Regions from separate parts of the Homo sapiens genome. Here regions 1 and 2 are each linked to region 3. The links are chromatin loops, found by intact Hi-C in ENCODE. Cell type or tissue: PC-3. All regions are shown on one strand.

Region 1 (8,000 bases), 120 kb before region 3:
GTGGGGCCAGGACTGAAACCCAAGCCTATCATCCTGATTCTCCCTACCTCGGTGGGGTTTGGTGTCTCCCAAAGACCCCTGTCCTTCTTTTTCCTTAGACACTTATCTCACTGAATTGTCCCTGTTCTCTGCCTCTCTGTTTCCTGCTGAATCCCAATGTCTCCATTAGCAGACATTCAGGAAGCACTGCAAGAAGAGGTATGCTGATCCAGAATCATGCGCACTTTCCCTTACACCTCCTGCCCCGTACCATCATTTTGCAATTTATAAAGAAGTCTTCATCCATTCATTACCAGGATTACGATGTTTATTGAGCACTTACTATGTGTCAGGAACTTTCTAAACTCATGTTCATTTATTTAATCTTTACAGCAACTCTGAGGTAACTCTATTATTAGCTCCATTTAATTAAAAAAAAAAAACTGCAGCAAAGAGACATCAAATACCTTGCCAAAGGTGACAAAGCTGGAGAGGGATGGATCAGGCATTTGGGCCAGGCCTGGAATGTATCCTCCTAGTTAACCACTGTCCTGTAGGCCCTCCCTCTGCTCTCCCTGGAAGAGAGCCAAGAGGGATGTTGTCCGTAGTCAAAGATGGGAAACCAAAGAAGCAGAAGGGAGTGATGGGCACAAGGCCACACAGCTGGTAAAAGACAGGGCTGGGGTTTGAAATTACGTCTGGCACCGGACCAGGTTCTCACAACCAGGACTTCAGCGCGGTATGTGCTCCTTCACCAGCATCCTTGGTGCTTCCAACAGACAGAGGGAAGCTACATCCATTCATTCACAAACATTTACTTTCAGCTCCTCTCTGCAGGGATTTGAGATTAGTAGATTAATTGGACTTGGCTTCCATCTGTGCAGAGCTCATTTTAGAGGCAGATGTGCCAACTGGCCAGCACAGCAAGGGTGGTAAGTACACAGGCTTTATAATGAAGCGCCTGGCCCTGACTCCTGCCTCTCTTTCACTCACCCTGAATTCCCAAGCCTGGTGCTGCTCAGACTCGAGATGTCTTCTGCTCCTGGCCACCTTAGAATAACAAACCTTCTTTGTACATAGCCTCGGTGGCCCACTCTAGGATAATGTTTATGATAAGGCTTTGACATGGAATAACAAACATCGGGTGAAGGCTAGAGCTGCCTCTCTCACCCTGGATGGCTGTGTGGAGGCCCAGCCACCAGGAGCTCCAGAGCATCCTCTGTGGACTCCCCTCACCAACGCTGGCTGGACATGAAATGGCTTGTGGCATCTGCTGAATGTAGGCCCAGAATTTAAACACGTCTTCAAACGAGGAACTAGGAAGGAGTGAGGCAGGCGCCAGGAGGGTGGGAACAGGTTTATTGTTCCAGAGTAGTCCTGTAAACAGTCCTAGATGGGCTGGAATGGTAGACTTGAAGGCCTATGTTCACTTGATGGCCCAGCAATGGCACTGAGAAGGCAGCAGGACCCCCTTAGTCAAGAAGAGGGTTTAGAGTCAGGGTCCCTTGGGACAAGCCTGGCTCTCAGCTTGCAAGTCTGCTCACCCAACTCAAAGCCCAAGGGAATCACTGCAAAGGCCCCAATCCACTCAGCCATTCTTCCTGAGCACCAGGCATTGTTCTAGGTGCTGGGGAGTTAGCCAGGGACAAAACAGACTTTAAAAATCCCTGCCCTTACAGAGCTCACCTGCTAGAGGGGTAAAGTGAGAATACATAAATTATTAGTAAAAATACTAATATGCAGCATGTTGGACACACAACAATGGCTTCATTAAACTGGAAGTGAAGACTGCCACCCAGCCACATGGATTCCTCACACCTCTGAGTCAACAGGCAAAGAAGGGGTTACTATGCTGCCTGGAATGATTGATCCTGACTACCAAGGGGGAAATTAGATTGCCACCCCAGTGGAGGTGAGGAAGAGTGTTTCTGGAATGCAGGAGACCTTTTAGGGCATCTCTTAGTATTACCATACCCTGAGATTAAAGTCAATGGAAAACCACAACAACCCAATCCAGACAGGACTACTAATGGCCCAGACCATTCAACAATGAAGGCTTGGGTCATGCCGCCAGGTTAAGAACCATGAGCAGTTGAGGTTGTTGTTGAAAGCAAAGAGAATACAGAATGGGTAGTAGAAGAAGGTAGTCAGCAATACCAGCTATGATAACGTGACCAGTGACAGAGATGAGAACTGTAATTGTGATGAGAGTTCCTCCCTCTTTTGTTATTCATATTTGTGTGTGTGTGTGTCTGTGTGTGTGTTTCTATCTCAAATATCTTTGCTTTCTTCCCTCTCATCCCTTTATCATATAACATAAGATATATTGACTTATAGTATTTAGGTATTGTTAGCTTTACATCATATATTTAAGGTACAGGATATCAAGAAAAGTAAATGTCACCCAAAGACTTTGCATCCTCTTCTGGGGAAAGAAACAGAGCATTTTTGGTGTATGCAGGATAGCAGCATCATGTTAGGTGGAACTATGGCCATGTTATTGTCAGTATTTGGAGATTCAGTATGGTTGAAGATGTGTATGGGAGCCCAACTGAGAAGGGGTGAACTTGTGATGGTTAATTTTATGTGTCAACTTGGTTAGGCCACGCTATCCAGATATTTGGTCAAACTTTTTTTAGATGCTTCTGTGAAGGTACTTTTTAGATGAGACTCATATTTAAATCAGTAGGCTTTGAGATGCAGATTACCCTCCATAACGTAGGTGGGCTTCATCCGCTCAGTTGAAGGCCTTACTAGAAAAAATCTGACCCTGTCAAAGAACAAGGAATTCTACCAGCAGACTGCTTTTGGACTTGAACTGCAGCATCAACTCTTCCCTGGATTTCCAGCCCGCTGGCCTGCCCTGCAAATTTTAGACTTACCCACCAATGTCACCAACACTACGTGTGTGTGTGTGTGTGTGTATAAAATGTATATACCTATATATATATTTACAGAGATACATACACACATACATATATTCTATTGGTTCTGTTTTTCTGGAGAACTAATACAGAATATGTTATAGAAAAAAATAAAGCAGTAAATTGGATGGGGAGTGATGAAGGAAGGGGAACCAGCAGGTGCAAAGGCCCTGTACATATGTGAGGAGAAGCAGAGGCCAGCGTGGCTGAAGCTGAGCCAACAAGGAAGACAGTGATGGGAGACAAAGTTAGGGTTAATGAGCAAGCCCCCAATTACATGGAGCATTGTAAAGATGCTAGGAAACCATCTCACACCATAATTCTTTCAGATAAGGACTATTTCCATATGACAAACAAGGAAACTGAGCCCTTGAGGAGGGTAAAGTCACTTGCATAAGGTCCCACATTGAAGAACTAACGAGTTAGGATTCAAACTCAGGTCCAGCTGGCAGGTCTGGGTTCTTTCTGCTGTCCCTGGTCCTGGCCCACCAAGCCACCTCCACCCAACCAGCTGGTAGGAAGTACAGACAAGAAGAGACAAGTAGGGGCCAGTCTTTGAGGCCCAGGTTCTAAGCTGTCAGCTGGGAAGGAGAGGGGGTGTTAGAACTTTAGCTGTGGTGCACTGTCAGAGCTGCCATATGAGAATAAGAAAGAGGTCACCCTTGCTAAGGTAACCTCACCTGGTTCACGGCCTCCCCAGTCTGCTTTCACTGCCCAGGCTGACGAAACCTTGCTCCCTGCCCAGGATCCCCTCCTCTGCACGTCCTCTGTCTGGAAACCTCTCTCCATCTACCAGCTGACACTCCCCTTTGCACCTGGCTGTAGAGGCTCCTTCCCTCAGGAGAACTCTGAGCCATGGACTGCAAGGGTCCCCTGCTAAGTGCCCCCAAAGCACCTGACACTTCCCAGGCCAGGTACTCCCCATTTTATTACTAACACTCGTCCTTCCCGCTTGAGGATGAATGCTCTGAGGTCAGGCAAATCCTCTGTCTTCATCTTGACTATGTTCCCAGAGTGCAGTGCCCAATACACACATAGCAGCTGCTTGAGGAATGCTTGTAGGATGAATAAGTGAATGGAAAGCCAAGTGAGTCGCCCGTCACAGGACCCCCACCCTGAGCAGCTCCCTGCCAGAAGCCAGTACCTCCCATGGTGCAGAGCTGGGAGGAGCTGCGCCTGCTAGACCCTGGGCCCAAATCATCTCTCAGCACTGGGTAGGGGTGGAGGACAGCTCACTTCACAGGAAGCCTTCTCTGGCCTGGGGGACATTTCTTCAAAGGTTAGAGCTGCCAGGCTCTGGCTGAGATTTATTTATTTATTCTCCTTGCCCCATCGGCAGCACCAAAGCCATGCCGACTACCTCCCTGCTTCCTGTTCAGTATTCCGAGTCTCCTAGGCCTCCAGCACTGAATCCTGTCTCCGGACACTGGGCTACTGAGCAGCAGGCATCCAAATAAACACAAGATTTCCTGGAGCTGTGGACTGGCTCTGGGCTGGGAGCAGGGACCAGGGATCTAGTCACCACTGGACTCTTCACTACGAACCTCTGGGTGAATTATTTTCCTTCCCTGGGTCTTGGTTTACTCACCTTTGAAAAGAACTAATTTACACATTCATTGAACAAATATTTATTGAGCACTTATGTAGCAGATGCTGTTCCAGGCCCTGGAGGTATAGGAGTGAACACTGCAAATAAAGATCCCCACCCTAAAGGAGCTTTCATTCCAGTAGGAGAAAGCTGACCATAAAGAAACAAGAAGTAAACCATCCAGTATGTTGGAGAGTGATAGTTGCTATGGAGAAAATAAGGCAAAGAGGAATATAGGGTGTGTGTGTGTGTGTGCGCGCGCGCGCGCGCACGTGTGTGTGTTGGGAGTTGATATTTTATTATTATTATTTTAAATTTTTTTAGAGTTGGGGCCCTGCTCTGTTGTCGAGGCTGGAGTGCAGTGGTGCGATCTCTGCTTGCTGCAGCCTGAGCCTCCTGGACTCAAGTGATCCTCCTGCCTTAGCCTCCCAATAAACTAGGACAACAAGTTCGTGCCATCACCCCCTGCCCCCCCGCCACCCATTTTAGATAAGATGTCCAGGTAAGGTTGCAATGAGAGGTGACATTTGAGAAAAGGTCTGAAGGAGATGAGGGAGGGAGCCACGTGGGTATCTGAGAGAAGAGGGAACAGGCCCTGAGGCAGAGCAGGCCTGATAGGTTTGCAGCCAATGTGGCTGGAGATGCATGAGCAAGGGGGAGTGAGGCGACGGACCTGTGTTAGGCAGGGACCCAACAGCAACCAGGTGGCACACTGCCAGTGAGATGAGTTCCAAAGAAGTAATTTCAGCTGAAAGAGTGACTGAAGAGCAGTGATTGTCAGAATATTCACGAAGGTGTGGGCAGGCCATAGTGAGGCAGCAGGGAGTAGCTGCAGGGGGAAGCTTACCTGTCTCTAAACCTTTAGGGGAAGAGAGGGAGCAGGGATCTGGACCTGGCACAGCCACAGGCTTGAAAGGGAGCACAACTATGGCTGAGCATGGCCTGGACCACGGCAACGCCAGGGAAGGAGGAGAAGGGTGGGCGGAGGTAAGAAATATTCAACTCCCTTTCCCTTCTGCCTGCCCATCTCCTGCCAGGGAGGACAAGGCGGGAGCCTAGGTGATGCTGCGTCAGCTCATGCACAGGGTGGGGCAGGGAGAGCAGAAAGTGGATCTGGAGAGGAAAGTGGAGAATTTCCAGCACAAGGGAGAGAGGTCATAGTGAGGTGGGTGGTGGGCAGGGCCTGTAGAGCCCTGTGGTCTTTGAAGGCCTGTGGCTTCCTGCTGAGATGTGAAGTCACGGGGAGTCTGGGCAGAAGAACGTGGGGGGAGCTGTGTTGATAATGGAATCTAGGGAGGCAGGGGTGAAGCAGAGAGGTCCAACTGAAGATGAAGGCAGCTCTGCCCTCCTCCCTTCCCCTCACCACCCCCCCATCGCCCACCCAGTGCCCAGCCACAACCCAAGAAGCATGGACTTGGCCTCTAGTACAGCTGTCGCCTGCCCCGTGGACTTGGTGGTGCTGCCCACACCTCCATCTGCCCTGCAGTGGGCTGGCTGAGCTCTCAGTGCTTTCCTGGGCGGGCATCGGGAAGCCTGACTCACCCTAGCTTTCTTTCCTTCTTTTCTCTGAATGCTTAGTTTCTCCACCCAAAGACCACCCTTAAAGATCCTAGTGTTCCTCCTCTGTCCTTCAAGTCATGCCAGGAAATGCTCATAAATCCGGAGCCACCCACATGATGAGATTAGCATTCTGCTGGGTGGGTAGGGAGGCTGATGGTTGGGACTGGCTGGGGCTGGCCCAGAGGCTTGGGGTCTCCAGGAAAGGAGTTTATGTGGGGTCTGCCCTGTTGGAGGGCAAAGGGATCCCTTCGATTTTAGCTTTCAGTACAGCTAAGTCCAAGGGCGCTCAGAGATGCATATTCTGGTGCTGTGGGCTCTGACCCAGACCAGCTGTGAGACCCACTCTCTGGGCCACAGGGTTCCTCTGAAACAGGAGGGTGTGGGAGTACCTCCTAGCTCTGGAAGACCTATTCCAGGAGCCCAACATTTCAGAACATTACACCTACCATCCCATGATTTCAACAGTCTATGTTTCCAAATACTTTACATGTGGAGGCTCATTTATTTTTCTTCAGAGCCCTGTGAGGACAGCATTATTGAAAACCCAAGGCTCAGAGCAGTAAGTGGCATCCCTTGTTCCCCAGTGATGGGGCTCCATACCCAGGGCCTCCACTCTGCCCAGGCTTAATGCATCGAGCTCTCTCTGCTTCTGCTGTGAATCTTCTATTTCTATTCTTCAGTAACTACCTTTGATTTCATAAACCGAACACACTCTGTCCATTGAGGAAAATAATAAAACATACTGGAAAGTCCCAGAGAATCACCTACACCAACTTATCCTCAGTTATAAAGCTTTGAGCAACTTCAAGGTGATGGAGGAGATGACGGAAGGCACGGGTAATTATAATGTGGTAAGTTAATAATAAAACACAGAGGTTGGGGGCCTCAGAGGGGTTTCTGACCCAGCCTGGGAGTCGGTGAGGGAATCACAGGCTTCAGCTGGGCTGCAAAGATGAGTAGCGTTGAGAAGGAAAGTGTTCACCGCAGGCTGTGCATGGTGGCTCACATCTGTAATCCCAGCACTTTGCGGGGCTGAGGCAGGAGGATGGCCAGAAGTTTGAGACAGGCCTGGGAAACACAGGGAGACCCCATCTCTAAAAACAACAACAAAGAGCCAGATATGCTGTCACGTGCCTGTAGTCCCAGCTACGCAGCAGGCTAAGGTGAGAGGATTGCCTGAGGCCAGGAGTTCAAGGCTGCAGTGAGCTATGATCTTACCACTATACTGCAGCCTGGGCAACAGAGTGAGATTCTGTCTCAAAAGAAAAAACAAAGAAAGAAAGAAAAAGAAAGTGTTAACTGCAGAATGATATAGAGGAGCATGGTGTGTTTAAAGACGAGCCAGCAGTCAGGGCTGGAAGACATTCAGTAGTGGAGGGTCTTCAATCTCATGCCATGGACCATGCACTCAACCCAAGCAGCATACATGACCCTCTCTACCTGATCTTCAGACAGTAGACAAGTCACCTGTGGAGGCTGGAATGGATGAGAAATCAGAGATGAGCTGACTGAGGCCCATGGAGGGATAATGGTCTACACGGGAGGCGATCAGTCAGCGGTAGCCGTGGTTACCATTATCACTGTTATTGTTATTAAGCAGCTGCTTCCATTGGTTCGAGGCATGTCATTTTTATTTTCCCTGCTGTCTCAGACCTGCCCTGCTGACACAGCTGCCTAAACTTCAAAAGGCAAGTCTCCATTTTCATTTGCAAAATCAGTATGAAATTCCTAGAGGGCCCCTCTAATTCCTCTGGTCTGACCACATAGCAATTACCAATTTGCAGAGGAGGGAGGGGGTCTCACAGGCCCTCCAGCAGTATGGGGACCTCTGCTCTTCCTTAGTCCTGGGCAGTAGCCAAGGAGGACCGGATTGGAGGGGGCACCTCCAGGTGGCCAGGGATGGAAGGAGAGGAGTTGAGTCTGGGAGTGCTCAATACTGATGAGAGAAA
Region 2 (8,000 bases), 57 kb before region 3:
AAGTACTTTGACTCTTGTTAATCATCATCACAGGCCAAAGAGCGCATTTGCACTGCCACTGTATTCTGCTCTGTGCGCAAGCAGGAAGGTGAGCCCTGTCCATGTGCTTGGCAACCCCCAGTCTGGAAGGAAATCAGCCTCGGCATATAAAACATCAGGAACAAGCAGGAACGAGCAGACCCAGGCTCTAAAGTCGATGTCCGAGGGGCTCTGTCCCTTGGAAGTCATAGTCCAGGGAGGCAGACACAGGACCAGTATCTCAGTTCAGGGCTGGCTAAGACAGTCAAGAGCAAAAAGCAAATTTCTGTATTAAAAGGGAGCCTTTAATTCCTGGAAGATCAGAGAAGGCTCAAGAGATATAATTTGACTTTAGGCATCTTGACCATTTCTCTACACCCTACCCTTTTTCAGAGGGTCACTGTGAGGCCACAGGGAAGCCCCTCCTGACTGCTTCCCATGCTGTGAGAGGGAAGACACTGGCTCAGTTTCCTTGATGCTTCTGAACCACTGAGTGCCCAGCCAGGGCAGCGCTCCCTGTTTGCCAACCCTACTATCACCAGCACAAACTTCCCAAACCCTTCCTAGTCTAGGAGAGTCCTGGAAAATTCCCAAGGCATGCGCTGGAATGAGGGTGAAGGATAAGCCAGAGGAGGCCCCTTGGCTGTGTTCCTCCTATGATGTATAACTTGGCAGTGCCTGTGATGCAATCCAATGGTTGTGCTCCCCCTTGGACCCCTCTCCATCCCACTGGGCCTGTCCAAGCCTGTTATTCCCTGACTTTCTAACAAACACCCAAATGAAGGCAGGCTGAAAGGCCTTGGGCGCCCCAAGGTCTAGAAATGAGCTACTAATGGATTTCAAAGGCCCAGATTTGATTGCAAAGCTGCAACCAGCTAGACCTCCATTCTCAGGCCCTGTCACAGCCAATCTGCCCCTTACCTGCTGGTAGGAGGAGGCCGCCCTACACTCAGCTATACAAACTTCACAGCCACCCGCCTGTCTCCTGCAAGGAAGTGAAATGTGTAATGACAACTGCGTTTACAGTGCTGCCCTGGATTGTGGACCCAGATGCTCTGAAATCACTCTTGGCTGTCATGTTTGCAGTGGCACATCTGCTTACACATGAGAAAACATGGACTTTAGCCAAGAGGGAAGGCAAAAATGTTGGTTCTTTTCTAGCTTGTACCAACATCCGGGCTTCCATATCTATATCTTTTTCTACAAAGTGGGGAAAAAAATGGTGTGGCATCAGGATGTGAAACTAGGAGCTGGTGGTGGTAGGAAGGGAGGAAACTGATAAAAATGCAACAAAGTGTGGGCTGCACGTGCTGCTTCCTCGTGGGTGACTTGAGTCAAGTTAGCCAGCTTGTCTGAGCTTCAGAAGGGGCTGCTAGGAGGATTAAATACGATAATGTTTGCAAAGTACTTAGCATTACATGCGCTGGCTTCCTTCCATTTTTCTGGAAGGAAGGTGAGAAGGACAGAGGGAGTGAAGAAAGAAAATGGTGATCCCTTCCAAGGACAGGCAAACATGCCCAATGGACATCAGAAGTGTAAAATTGTGTTTTTGCAGCTCCAGAGTAACTTTCTTGTGACATTTGGGGTTTTAATGGATTCCAGAAACCTGAAAGTTTCTCTGCAGTCAGAACAGGATGTTTAACTTTCGTCCTTTATGAGAAAAAAAAATGATGCACTCACTAATCTCTTCATTCACTGGAAATACGTGGGAAACAATGAGAAATGGGCTCAAAAAAGCAAACATGAAATGTGCTATTTTAAAATACTAGCAACCAACAGAGTGTTGCAAAATGTGGCTGGAATCAATAACAAAACTTTTGGAGATGAATCATTGAAATCGATGCTTTATCAGGGGTAAAATGCTTGGGAAGCTCCAATTTTGGAGGCCTGAAATGGAGTTTGGACTTCCTTTATTACCTCGAGGGCAGGAAGAGGAGATCCATTTGTTTGAAAGGGGTAGGAGGTGAACCTGATTGCTGAAAAAACACCGTCTCCTTGTTTGTTTCTCTTGAATTCCTACCTAATGTGAAATGAGGAAAAGGGAACTATTTTACAGAAAACCTCAATGTGGAGCAACTCAGAAGTCCCAAAGCACCATTCGCATTTGGTGTCTAGAGGGACAGGATCATTCTTCAATTTAAAATGACATGAATTCCTGAACTACATGCTTTATGAAGCCAAGGCCTGTGCTGACTTTGGATATCACTATTCCCAGAGCCTAATCTAGCATCTGACATATGGCTGGTAAACACTTTTCAGTGAAGAAAGAAAGGACAGAAGGAAGACAGCAAAGGAGGAAGGAAGGACAGAAGGAAGAGAGAATGAGGTCATGGTTGGGACTCTGTAGACTCTAAAGCGGGGTCCCCAATCCTGGGTCATGGACTGGTACATGTCCATGGCCTGCGAGGAACTGGGCCACACAGCAGGAGGTGAGCAGTGGGCAAGTGAGCGAGCATTACCGCCTGAGCTTCGCCTCCTGTCCTATCAGCAGTCTCATTAGATTCTCATAGGAGCAGGAACCCTATTGTGAACTGCACATGTGAGGGATCTAGGCTGCATGCTCCTTAGGAGAATCTAATGCCTGATGATCTGAGGTGAAACAATTTCATCACTAAACCATCCCCTCCACCCTCCTCACCCTAGACTGTGGAAAAATTATCTTCCACCAAACTGGTCCCTGGTGCCAAAAAGGTTGGGAACCACTGCTCTAAAGCACGGTCCAGACTAGGGGGACATCACTCTACTCAAGCGCAATCTGCCTAGAAACATAAAGGAATTTTGAACTGTAGACTTCATCTTCCCCAGCTGGGCAAGTGTCCACAGTCATTTTTGTAAAAACTGAGATATTCATTTGTTGGTAAACTGGAGACTCTTCATCCCAACAGTCCCTTCTTGGGTCCTCACTCTGGACTCTGCCCATGAGCATCACGCAGCAGTTAGAGAAAGGTTTGATGCCTCTGGGAAGATTCCCCTAATTGGTCCCCTTCTTCTTTCCTCCCTCCCTCCTTCCCCCAAATGAATTATGCTCATCCTCTACCTGTGCTTCCCCCATAAGAATTCCATGTCATGGAATTGTCTCTTGAAGTATTCATTTCTCCCACCTTGAGGGTAGGAACTGTCTTACACATATTCCATTCATACACATACATGTATACATATATACAAAACCATTCATATTAGGTTGGTTCTCAATAAAATTTTACTAAATAAATGGACAGACATTGCTGATTAGCAGGAAAAAGAAAAGGAAAAGTCTCAAGACTTGTTGAACCTAAGACAAATAAAAATATTTTCTGATTTCCAGCAATAGGTCTGCAATGTGCTGGAAAGTAAACTCATTGTAACCACCAAATCAGTCAGCAACAACAGGTGTGATCACCGATTTAAGCAAACATGCGCCACGGTGGTCCGCAAAAGAAGATGATGCTGTGATGGCATGTGTCCTCTCCAAAGGGCACCCTGTTTTCCATTCTGGATATCTGCAGTCTCCCAGGTTCAGAGATTCAGCATGGGGAGGTAAGGACTGGTTCGCCAAGTCTTGGGGCTGTGGAGTTGACCAGTTCTTGGCCAGGGTTACTTCTTCTTCATCAAGGGAGAGGGCAGAGAGAAGGCAGGAAAAGAAGGCTTGAAGAACCTATTTCTGAGGCTCAATGGCCATCAGATAGCGCTCAAAATCGCATTGCCTTTGAGCACAGGAGAGCTGAATCAGAAACACATGGCACATTCCCTCCCAATCACATGCGGTTTGGGAAATCAAGGCAAATCAAAAGCAAAGAACATTTGGAAGCCACGGAGGCAGCTGGGGCTGGGTCCCAGCAGTTGTGCTATGGAAGGGGTATGAGGGTGGTGGAGGGGGAGATTCTCTGCAGACCTAACCCATCAGACCAACAAGAAAGTGGGAGCCCCTGGGTATCAGTCAGGATCCAATCAGGGAACCACACAGTAATTTGAGCACACCTAGCGTCCCAAGAGCTGGACTGAAGATCCCCATTTCTTACCTTGAATAATGATTGCCTTTGCCTACCTGGCAAGGAAACCTGCAGCTAAAGATTTAAAATTTCACCAATCAATATGTTATCTGGTATTTCTTGTACTCCCATCCCACCTGTAACTGCAAGGGAGAAGCAGGCCTTCATCTCAGAGTGGAAGTAGAGATGGGGGTTAGGGAGGGGAGCCTGGAGATCAGTGGATAGATCACTCCCCATTAGAGATGCAGACCTGAACCCAGCTCTGATGACGATAAACAACACTGTATGATGATGTTCTTGCATTACACAGAGAAAACTGATGGGAATTCTGTGTTGCTGGTAGCTGCAGAACAGTTTACACCTATGAAGCACTTCCACAACTAGCTGGAGGCTCACAGCCTTACCTCATCTTCCTCAATTTCCTACACCCCTTCCCCCTAGCCTCAATCAGAATGAATCCCTCTCCCAGGCACCCACCTATGTCTGTCTGTGTCTTTATGATGGCACTTGTCACCATGCATCAGGATTACTCATGCGCACGTCCCCTCCTGTTTTCCAGCACACACGGAAGGAAGGAAACATGCATTGCCCACATCACCTGCCTCAGGCCTTGTGCTTGTGTTAGTGACACAAAAATGAATCAGTTGTACTTCCTAACCTCAAATGGCTCAGGGTCTAGTGTGGGACACAGACATGGGAGGAGGTACATCACAAGCCAGCATGACCTACGTTAAATGGGAACAAAGTGCAGCAGGAAGCCTGACTGGGATGTGATGCACTCTTAAACTTAGTGTGTCAGGGAGGATGGGTCAGTTTGAGCTGAATCTTGAAGGACAATGGGATTGTCTAGGCAGATCAGACCAGGAAGGGCATTTAGGCAGGGAGAACAGCATATGAAGAATGTGGAGGCACTGAATTTTATAAAGCATCAGGACTGCAGGGAGACATTCCTTTGGGTTAGAGCATACAGCATAAAAATAATCATAATCAGGGTAATAATGATAGCTACACCTACATCTTTTCTTGTTTTCTATATGCCAGACTATTCTAAGTGCTTTACATGTGTTGACTCTTCTTAATCTTCACAAACAAGCCTATGAGGTAGATAATATTATTCCCATTTTACAGTTAAGGAAACTGAGGCACAGTCACTTGCCCAAGTAGTAAGGGGCTGAGAGTTATGAGAGTTACAGGGTGGAAGCTAGAGAGGTGGGCAGGAGCAGGAGAATGTGCTTGGGTGAACTGCAAAGGACCCAGGAAACCCCAGCATACGCCGTCAGTGTGGCCCCTCCCAGATCCTCCCCTGCCCTCAATCCCTGCAGTAACCAGAACCAGACCTGGATTAGGGTTTGAAATCTGACAGGAGGCAAGTTGGCTCAGAGCCAGCAAGGAAATTCATTCACTTTCAAAAACAAACCAGCCCCCACAGCCACCCCGCCACACGTACACACTGCATGCCTACTGAACAGAATGACTTGGAGCCCTGAATGAACCGCCCTGAATGGCCGCCCAGGGAGTGGAACCATTTTCATCCTCTGTGGGCTGGTTCCTGCAAGGCTCATACCTGCCGCTCACACACTCAGAGCCAGAGATGGTCGGGACAGGTGGGAAGATGTGTTGGAGGGAGCTAACCCTGCCCACTTCACAGGTAGGGAAAGCGAAGCCCTGAGAAGGCAGTGGTTCCCAGTGAGCTGGTTAGAGGCAGAGCCTGCTTAAGGATCCTGGTGCTCTGACCTCCATTCCAGTGCTCTGTCTTTTCATCGCTCATCCATTTCCTCCTGGCCCCCCCAGGAAGTGACTAGCTCTCTACACCAGCAACATGGGGATCTTGGTACAAACAATGGCCAAATGGCCTCTGCAGTGATCAGGGACTTCTCCAAGGAAGGAGAAGGACCAAGGGGGCCAACAGGTGCCTGTGCGTCAGTGCACTGGTGCACTCCCAAGGGATATCTGGGATATGAGTCATCTTGCATCTGCTCTGGGGAACAAGAGTCTATTAATGAGCCATTGAACTCTGGGCTCCTGCAAGGCAGGGCAGTTCCATGTTCAGGATGGACCAGGTGTGTGATGTGTCGGTCTGATGCACCTTGGGAGGACAGCAGCATGCAGGGTCATGGCAGCACTAGTCCCATCCTCTCTGGGGACCCTATGTCTGTGGGCTCAGGCCTGTTTTGCATCTACAGTCTAATTCACTCCAGTCCCTCTGGACCTGTGTCTGGCCTCCCAGGATAACATTCCACTCCCTTTCTGGGTCATGGCTCAGGCTTGCAAGTCTGGCTGTTGTGGTTTCAGATGACCTTGAGCAGGCTGCTTGTATTCCTTAACCTCATAGACCTCACTGGCTGCCACTCTCCCTGCCACCTCCGGGAGACTGAAAAGAATTAATGAATGGAGGAATGGATGGATGGATGAAGAGGTAAATGCCAGGCCCCACAAGGAACAGGGGCAGCAACAGAGCTAGCAGCCTGGGGTCCCAACTCCCAGCCCAAGTATTGCCTTTACCTCTCTGGCTTCAACTCCCCATGTGCATGTGGGGAGGCAGCTGAGCAGAAGTGGGTGGGCAGCTGGTATAGATGGTGAGAGAATGAAGATGGAGTGAGGGAGAAGTAAGGCCAAGGAAGAGTCAGAGAAGGACTGAGATGTCTACTAAGAAGCTGTCCCATGAGAACAATCCTTATACGTTATTTACCTTATCTTGGGGAGAATCTGGCTCCCTGGAGGGATAGGGAGTCCCTTGAGAAGACTGGGTTGGTGGGGAAGGTCCAGGGAGTGGGGGGAAGGCTGGGAGTTTGACCTGGGCATGGCTGCTACCTGTGGGGCCCTCAGGGCTCCTGTGCCTGACAGACAATGATGTCTCCTATCTTTGTCCTTTGGGGCTGCTATAATGAAATACTATAGACTGAGAAATTTATAAACAATAGGATTTATTTCTCACTGTTCTGGAGGCTGGGAAGTTTAGATCAAAGTGCCGGCAGATTCAGTGCCTGGTGGGGCCCACTTCCTGCAATCATAGATGGTGCCTTCTTGCCATGTCCTCACTGGTGGAAGGGGCTAGCTAGCTCTAGGGGGTAGCTTTAATCCGATCATTAATCATTAACAAAATTAATCATTAACAGCATTAATCCTATCGTGAGGGCAGAGCCCTCATGACCTAATTGCCTCCCAAAGGCCCCACCCTAATACCATCACCTTGAAGGTCAAGATTTCAACATGTGAATTTTGGGGGGATAGAAACATCTGGACCATAGCACCTCCCATGCTTAGAGCCCAGAACCTGAGTGAGGGATGAAGCTGGTGTGTGGCTCACCCAAGTACCAGTAAGGGAGCTTTTCCAAAGTGTCCACAATGTTGATGTCAGGTAGTCTTTATTTGCCTCTCTTTACCAAATTTATGGGGTGGATATATCCATTTCTGGCTCACTGTCTAAAGAGCTCCAAACATACACTCTTTACAAGCAAAAGTCAGCAGGGGCAGCAGACAGCATGTGGCTGGGGCGAGGGCGTGTGCTACACAGAGCAAGCTCACAGGACCAGGACAACGAGGGAAGCAGGGTGTTGGCTGCATCATCTTCCAGATGTGTCTACACCAGCAGATTTTCCTGTCTAGACCATGCGACTGATTTTCCACTCCCAGTGGAGAAGGTCTGAACACGTGTCAAGCCATGCACGGTCTTGGTGGCCCTGTGAAGCCTGAGAGAGGACCACACCAAGAATCTATTGTGTGCCAGGCCCTGGGGACTAGAACATTGTCCAGCACATTATTTTACTATGTCAGAATCTGCATGAATTAATACAAAGGACTAAACACCAAGAGTCGGTTTGGGAGTCATTCTGACACTATATAAAGTAGGTGTTTGCTTTTTTTCTCTCCTTTTAAGACAAAACACTGGCTTTCTGTGTAAGAACATGGGTTATGAGAGGACACAGATGCTAGGAGAAAAATGTGTGACTGGAGAACTTGCTGTCACTTGCCTCAAAGCTAACCATGGCCAGACTGTGACCCTGTCTTAGAGAA
Region 3 (8,000 bases):
AAAGGGATTTTTCATCATAACTGGCTCTTTAGATGTGGATGATGGTTAATTTTATGTGTCAACTTGGCTGGGCCATGGTATCCAGATATTTGGTCAGACATTATTCTAGATGTTTCTGTGAAGATATCTCTTTAGATGGGGTGAATATTTAAATCAGTAGACTTTGAGTAAAGCAGATTACTTCTATAACGTGGGTGGGCCTCATCCAATCAGTTGAAGGCTTTAAGAGAAAAAGCCTGACCTCCCTCAAGGGAGAGGGAATTCTGCCAGCAGATAACCTTGGACTCTTCCCTAGGTCTCCAGTCTGCTGGTCTACCCTGAAGACTGTGGACCTGCACCTTTAAAATCTTGTAAGCCAATTCCATAAAATCAATCTCTCTCTCTCACTCTCTACACACATACACACATACACACACACACACACACACACACACACACACACACACACACACACACACACACATCCTATTAGTTCTGTTTCTCTGGAGAACCCGACTTATGAAAGTGGCCTGAGATTTATGGTCTAGAATGTTTCCGGTCTTTATTCAGCCTTCAGTATCACTCAAAGGGGCAGCTGTAGAGCCTTGGGTCTGCATCTAGGATTCAAGGGGAAGTTTTCACTCTGCCACGGAATACGTGGGTGGCCTCCCCCATACCAGAGTCCCTGTCCAGGTTCCCACAGGTGGAAAGGGAGTCACAGTGAAATTTACCGGCTCAAGCATCTTGGCTGCTTCCAGGAACTGGACTCAGAAGACCAAGGTTTACCCCCTTCAGAACCATCTGAGGAATGAAACAGGCTCTCAGGCAGATCAAAGCAGAACACAGTACAGCAGTGCATTGTGAAATGAAAAGTACAACTTAGGGCTGAAAAGCTCTTCTCCCCAGCCTACACCTGATGCTCAGAACGTGGACTCCTACCCCGGTACATGGTCCCTTAAGGAATTCAAGCCAAGGCTGCTTTCTCTGAGAACAAGAGGAGCAGTGATTGGGTAACACTGAATGATGTAAGATGATCCTATTAGCTGGAACAGATGCACCCAGCCCTTTCTGTCCCCTGTCTAGTTCCCACCTTCTCAGACTTGACCCCCAGCTGTGGAGGGTGCCAACAGAACCCAGGGTAGACTGCTGGACAAACGACGTGGCATTTTCAAAGCAGTAATTTTGCCTGCTCTTAGCCTGAAAGAGGAGTGGAAGTAAGCAAGCAGAGGACACATAAGTTCAAAACCTCTTCCCACCACTCTGCTTGCAGTCACTTCTCTCAGTGAAAGAAACTTCCTCTGGGGCCATCTAGGGCAGAGGACCGGTGCTCCCGCTGGCCTGCCTGGGGATGGGAAAGGTGCAGGGAGCTATCCCTCACCCTTTCTTAGTCATGGTCCCTTAGTGACTAAGAACCTACTCCTGTGAAAAGGGCAAGTCTCTGTCTGCAACCAGAGGCAGCGCTTGGCTCAGTGTGGGGCCAGGGTCAACTGTTAGGCTGTGACCCCCAATGGCTTTGATTCCTGGGAAGTCACCTAGCCCAGAAAGTAACTGAATCTTTCTCTTAATATTTCCAGCAAACTGATCAAGCCTTTTTGAAACTCAGTCCAGAGATCTCACCTTCTCTACCTCCTAAGGTAGGATAGAAACTCTCATGATTCCAGTTTGATTAGTTTGACTTCCAGTCCTTCTTGTTACTCTCCCTCAAAACATCCCTATCCCATCCTCTGGTGTCCTTACACAGTTTCATGAGGATCTTATAGAAAATAGACTTTAAAAACATATTAGCACTTCTCAGAGCCTTTTATCCTTCATAAACAAAGAATTCAAAAAGTATTAAGGAATTAAATTGAAAAAAGAAAGCAAAGAACAAGGATATGAAAGAAGATTTTTTTTATTTTATACTGAAAATAATTCCGATTAAGATTTTACTTCACGAGATTCAAGAACTGACCTCCAAAGAAATGGGAAAAAAAATCTCTGCAGTGTAATAGCAACAGCAAGTAACATTTACTGAGAACTAATCACTTAGCAAGTTCTGTTTTATATACTTTCTTTCATTTAATCCTCACTAAGCTACTCAGTGAGGTAGTTTCTATTATCTCCATTTCACACAGTGCTGAAGATGCTGGAGCCTCATGCTCTGGTTTGGTTTAAATTAGATCTCAGAGGACACAGTTTGTCCTAAGGAGTAAGTGTTTCTCTCAGAGTTCAAGAGATGGAGCTTTTCTTTCTCTGAGCACTTACTACATGCCAAGCATAGGCTAAGCAGTTTACAAGCATTATTTTGTTGAATTCTTACATCCATTTACAAGTATCATTATCCTTTCTTACAGAGACAAGAAAGAAATGTCTGAAAAGTCTAAGCTGCCATGGTGCAGGAGGAGAGGGATTAAAGAAGAGGCTGGTATATATCTTCCTTTATTTATATCTTTATTTTCTTTCAATACATTTTGTAGTTCTAGGATAGAAGAATTATACCTCTTCTGTTCAACTTTTCCCTGTGTCATTCATATAAGTGTGATGCAAATGTTATAATCATTTAAATGTTATGCTCTATTTGTTTTTGATACGTAGAAATCTAATTGACTTTTACATGTGGACACAGTATCAAGTGACTTTGCTAAAGTCACTTGTTTATTCTTATAATTCGTTTTTGATATTTTAGGTAAATCATATGTTATCTACGAATAATAAAAAGGAATCATTCCTTCTCAAAAATAAAAAGAAGAAGAGGCTGGGTCCCTGCCCTCTCAACTTCTTACCATGTCACAGAGGAAAAGGCACCGAGGCCCAAGGATAAGACTGGGGAAGTAAAATCTCATACATACAGCAGCACGGCTCCAATAGTGCGTTCTATTGCACTGTAGATCTGCCCGGGCCAAGTCATGGCTCCTGGGGGCTCCTGGGGATGAGGTGTTCCCAGCATCTGGGGAGGAGGAAAGCATCCCAGAGGCTCTTGCTCCAGGAATGAGTGCTTGTGCTTCAACCCTACTTGATCTGCCAAGGCTCTCCCACTTTGCAGGACTGTTGGTCCTGGCTGTGCCAAGCACTCTGTCCTTTTAAAACCCCTCCCTTGGCATCCACCTAGACCACCTCCAGATCCTCCCATGCTGTGGGATAAGATCTGGCGGCAGGCCCTCTTCCTGTTGAGAAGGGCAGGCATTACTACCCAATAGTTGTGGGTACAGAGGGGTTGGAGAGAATGGGGAGGGTTGAGGATAGGGCATAGTTTCCAAACATTTTTTAGAGGAAGGAGGCCAAGAGGAATTCCCTGGGGCATGCAGCACCACAGACTGGTGCCAACTACTCAGCCCTACTCCCTTCCTCTCCAGCACACCCTTCCTGCCTTGCTTTAGAGAGCTCATCCTATAGTCTTTGCTAAGCGCTGACTGTGTATTCAGCTGAAGGATGCAGGTTCAGTATACATCCTAGTTCCCAGGTTCAAGAAGTAGGTTAAAAACAAGATCCACCCACAAACAAGTCCATGCAGCATACATCTATACACAGGCACTATGGTAGGCAAGTGCTGGATTGTATGACGCAGGCCAAGTTCAAAGAAAGGATTGATGGAGGTGAGTGGGAAAGCTGCCTTGAAGACCTTTGGAGGGTCTAGCAGGACTAAGATTGAGAATGGCACAAGATAAGAGATCATTCTTGGGAGGGGGACCTGCATGAGTGAAGGTGAGGACAGAGGCTAAGCTGGTCTTGGTGAAGGCCTGGCACAGTGGCCCCAGGGCTGGGTGTGCTGAGACCACCAGAGGTGCCGGGTGCAGCCTTCCTGCTCTGGCTGAGTCAGTCTTGCAGCCCCGTCTCCCTGACAATATGGTAAATACAGAGCCTATAAATCCAACTGCAAACATCCACTCTTCCGGTGCCTTCTCCCTTCCAAGCCAACAAGCCCAAAGCCATCCCATGGAACGTGAGCCTGCCAGTGCCAAGCACTACGGAGCTGGCTGCAGGCACGTGGACAGGCTTCTGGGCTGAAGCTGGCTCCTTCTCAGAGCACCTCCCTCCAGAGAGCCCAGGCCTGTCTCAGTCTAACCAGGCTGCAAGTGAGGGACAGACAGATGCTCCAGCAGCCACTAGCAGCAGAAAAACACTGAGGCCATAAAAAAACACTCCATGTTTGTCAGGAGGGTCCTCCCCATTAGGGGAAATATGGGGGCCATCCATTATGGGAGGTGCCTACTAAAGAGGCTGATCTCCAGTGTGCCAAGAAGAAGCTGTCAAAGGGGGAAAGGCACCCTGCAAGCGCTGTTCCTCTCTGAGCCTCTGATTCCTCATCTGCGAAATGGGAGACATTCTCCTTGCCCTGATCTTTGCATAGAAACTGAATGGAATGAAAAAGAATTGCAAGAATAATCTTCGCCTGAGCAAGACCTCTGCTTCTCTCCCCAACAAGAGTCAATCTTTCTGGATGGGGGACCCTTGGAGAGGGTTAAGCCCTTCGTATTCAAAGTGCAGTCTTGGACCAGAAGCATAAGCATCCCCTGGAAGCTTGTCAGAAATGCTGACTCTTGGGCCCTACACTAGAACTTCTGAATTGGAATCTGTATTTTAACAAGATCCTCAAGTGATCCGTGGGCACAGTAAAGTTTGAGAAGTATTGTTCTAGTCCATGGAACGTAACCCCTTCATGTTACCAGTGAAGAAGCTGAGACCCAGTAGAAATAAGTCACTTACAGGAAGCCACACAGTAAATAAGTGGTAGACATGGGCCCAAGTAGCAGTGCAGTGCAAAGGAAGAATCACAGGCCCTGAAATCAGAGCTACTTAGGTTCAAATCCTGCCTCTGCCATAACATACCCTATGGCCTAGGAAGAAAGCTAACTAATTTCTCTGAACTTTGGTTTTGCCACCTGTAAAATGGGTATAATAATAGCTATCTTTTAGGATTAATGATGAGGATTAAAATGAGATGATGCATCAGATGCCTTGCACTGCATGCATTTCATGTTTGATGTTCACAAGCTTTGCCTTCATCTGCACTCCACAACCTCTAAACTCCACACCCCATGATTATTGGGCCCAAGAATCTGTGAAAAGACTGCTTTTCTGCCTCCAACAATGCAGACACAGTTGCTGAGCTGAGAAGAAGGGAAAGAATAGGAAGAGATAGCAAGGCTCTTAAAGTCTAGACTGACTTATCCTTTAAATTCTGAAGAGTTCCCAGTCCAATCCTCTAGCAAAAAGTCAATCTGCAAACATCATCAGTTACTGTGGTACCTAAGTGTACTAGTACATAGCCCATGCTCAGTAAGATTGATGAATGCAGGACTGAAGGGTCCCTCAGGCCCTCACTCTGAGCTCTTTCAGGCTCACATCCCTCATTTTCACATGTCTGGATTCTGGTCATCCTTCAAGGCCCAGCCTAAACATCATGTCCTCTGAAAGTTCATGACTAGATCCCCTGTTGGAATTGATCTCCCAGGTAAAACCCTAACTGCTTTAACATAACTTACAAGACTATCTACCTCTCAGCCTTGCATTTTGACCCTAGATTAGACAATTTGCAGGTCTCTGGGCACAGATGCTTCTTGCCTCAAGGCCTTTACACATGCTGTTCCCTTTATCTGCAATACTCTTCTCGTAAAGCCCCCTCTATCTAATTCCTACCCAGCCTTTATGTCTCAGCCTAGATGTTAATTTAGACATACATTTTTCCTGCAGAACTGGGACTAGGATGAGGCAAGCAAGGCACCTGGAGCACAGAATTTACAGAGGTCCTGAGTCTCATGTGCCAACCCTGCACTTGTGTGACTTGAAGAGAGAGAGCCTCCTTAAATTTTGAGTCCTAGATGCCTCCTTTGCCTCTCCCTGGTCCTCTGGATGTTTCCTTGAATCCCCTGCTATTTTAGAGTCCCTGCTCTGTGCCATCCCCTGGTCATAGTCTTTACTTAAGAGGACTGTGATTGCCTGGGTGTTTATCAGTCCTCTCTCTGAACTGTTAAGCTCCAGAGCAAGAATACTTCTTCCTTGCTCCCCATTTCATTCTCAGAGCCTGGCAGAGGGCAGACATTGCATCAGCACTTGCTGGATGTGCATAAAAGTGTCATCTCCCTCATCCTGTGCTCTCAAATCCCACTGAAGGACCCAGTGTCCTAGCACCTACCAATCTCTGCCTTCTGATCCACAAAACTGCCCTCATCTGGCTAGACTGCACTCCCAGGGGTCGGCCTTCACTTTGCATGCTCAGAACCCAGCTCGGGACCTGGCAGAGTGGGTGCTCATGCGCATTTGCTGGGCAGGGTTAGCACTGGAGGAATGCTGTAACGATGGGCAATGCACACTAAACCTGGTGTGGACAACTCCAGCAACATCCTCATCTCCCTCTTCACCTCCAGGCTTTCCCTGCCCAGCTCCTCTTTAGCCAAATGGGCCTGTCAGAAACATCTAACTGTCTCTAGCTCCATGTCCTGAGCCAAATGCCCTTGCCCAGCCCCCCAATGCCCTGCTCTGGTATGAAAAGAGGTGGTTACGTGCATACCTGGCTCCCTACTTCTCCCACCTCCCTGCTCCACATACATACCAATTCTACTGTGATACACTGTGAGACCAACTCTCCCTCGTCTTTGGCTCCCCAGGCCCAGCCAGGGAGGTGCCCAGTTCTGGAGTGGAGGCTGTGGGGAACAGCACACCCTTCCCCTTCTCCCTGCCAAAAGGCAGATCCTGAGCCATGGTGCGCCAAGGTTTAGGGTCCAATTTCCCAGATGCCTTTCAGTGTCTGATAGGAGATGCCAGAGAAGAGAAAGACCAGGAGGCCAGGTGATTTATGAGGGAAATCTTGGCTTTGACAAAGCTTTAGCCCTAGAGATTAAGGCAGGCGAAAGCAGAGTGCACAGCCTCTTCCTGAGGGGTGTTGGGGTTTCTCTGGGCATCTGGATCTGGATCCCTGAGGATAGCGCTGAGCTCTTGGCTGACTCCAGCTACTCCTCAGCGCCACATCCTGGAGCAGAACAAGGCCCCTGGTGGCTTAGGAAGTGGGGAGAGAGGAGCTACGAGTCCGCGATAGTAAACCAGGCCTGCTCTGCCTGCCCTCCTCCCTGCTACTGCCCTGCAGAGGCTTCAAAGGACAGCAGGAGCCTCAGAACTGGCTGTGTGACAGGAGACACACACATACTTTGGCTTATAGTTGGCAACAAACAGGTGGAGACTAATTTTGCCTTCATCCTCTGGTCTCCTCTTCAAGGATCCCTTATCCCGAGAAAGAACATCTCAAGCCTGTGAATCACACAACTCCTCTCTCCCTCCCAGTGGCCTTCACCTCCAGGGCTCTCTGTGGTTAGAACATGCTCATGTCCCTCCCTTTACAGACAGGCAGACTGAGGCCCAGAAAGGAAAAGGGACTGACCCAGGGTCTCACCAGCAGCTTATGAGACGAGCTGGGACCCGACCCCACAGCTGTTGATTCTCCCTTGGTGCTCCCAAAGACCACCCCTTCCTGATGGGAGCAATGTAAAAACCGTGGCCACCTTCAATCTGTGACACTGACATTCCAGAATGTGGGCATCTGCTTACTTTATATATCCTGTGTCATTCACCAGAATATGGGCTCTGTGAGGGCTGAGACCTTTTCTGTATTATCGACTGCTCTATCCCCAGCACCTAAAACAGTTCCTGGCACATAGAAGAGATCAGAACAAATGGGTGAAGGAATAAATGAATGAGCTAACGAATGAATGATTATGTGTAGAATAGGCCACTTGTCCTGTACAGGCTTTAGGATTCCTTCTTTTTTAAAAAAGTGAGTTGATTATTCTTGCTTCAGCTTTGGAGTCCTAGATTGTTCTAGAGCAGGAAGAACTTTAGAGAGCCTCTAATGCAGGCCCATGAAGGTATAGCCAGATCTTTCTCTTTTCGCCACCAGCAGCCATACCCCACCTTATGTTTTCTCCATCTGGACACGTGTGCTGAGAAGACCTTTGGCAGGGGGTCTATGTCCCCACTCCTCAGATCTTGGTGGGTTCTGCAACTACTTTGACTGAGACATCAGGCAGAAGTGATGCTGTGCCTGTTTTCTG

What was found. Peaks named below come from ENCODE experiments on the same cell type or tissue, not always from the same donor. Only the 100,000 strongest peaks of a DNase experiment are listed, where the experiment ranks them.
Region 1: a loop joins it to region 3, with 6 times the contacts of the local background. A loop is called at or near these places in 2 of 110 quality-filtered maps.
Region 2: it touches region 3 in a loop (10-fold over the local background); 2 of 110 quality-filtered maps call a loop at or near these places.

What each region holds. Positions count from the first base shown.
Region 1 is chr1:47,805,409-47,813,408 of GRCh38, forward strand. All of the region lies in intron 2 of TRABD2B (TraB domain containing 2B), which reads right to left. Among named protein-coding and RNA genes, the nearest start is that of LINC01738, 120 kb to the left of the region's middle. In PC-3, no CTCF peak of the experiment used is centred here; no DNase peak of the experiment used is centred here; H3K27ac peaks cover 1,493 bases.
Region 2 is chr1:47,866,036-47,874,035 of GRCh38, forward strand. All of the region lies in intron 2 of TRABD2B (TraB domain containing 2B), which reads right to left. Among named protein-coding and RNA genes, the nearest start is that of TRABD2B, 130 kb to the right of the region's middle. In PC-3, no CTCF peak of the experiment used is centred here; DNase peaks (open chromatin) are centred at 4,636 and 5,926; H3K27ac peaks cover 6,151 bases.
Region 3 is chr1:47,923,508-47,931,507 of GRCh38, forward strand. All of the region lies in intron 2 of TRABD2B (TraB domain containing 2B), which reads right to left. Among named protein-coding and RNA genes, the nearest start is that of TRABD2B, 70 kb to the right of the region's middle. RefSeq lists enhancers at 3,203-3,372, 7,605-7,774 and a silencer at 3,730-4,024. In PC-3, no CTCF peak of the experiment used is centred here; DNase peaks (open chromatin) are centred at 3,284 and 3,844; H3K27ac peaks cover 3,679 bases.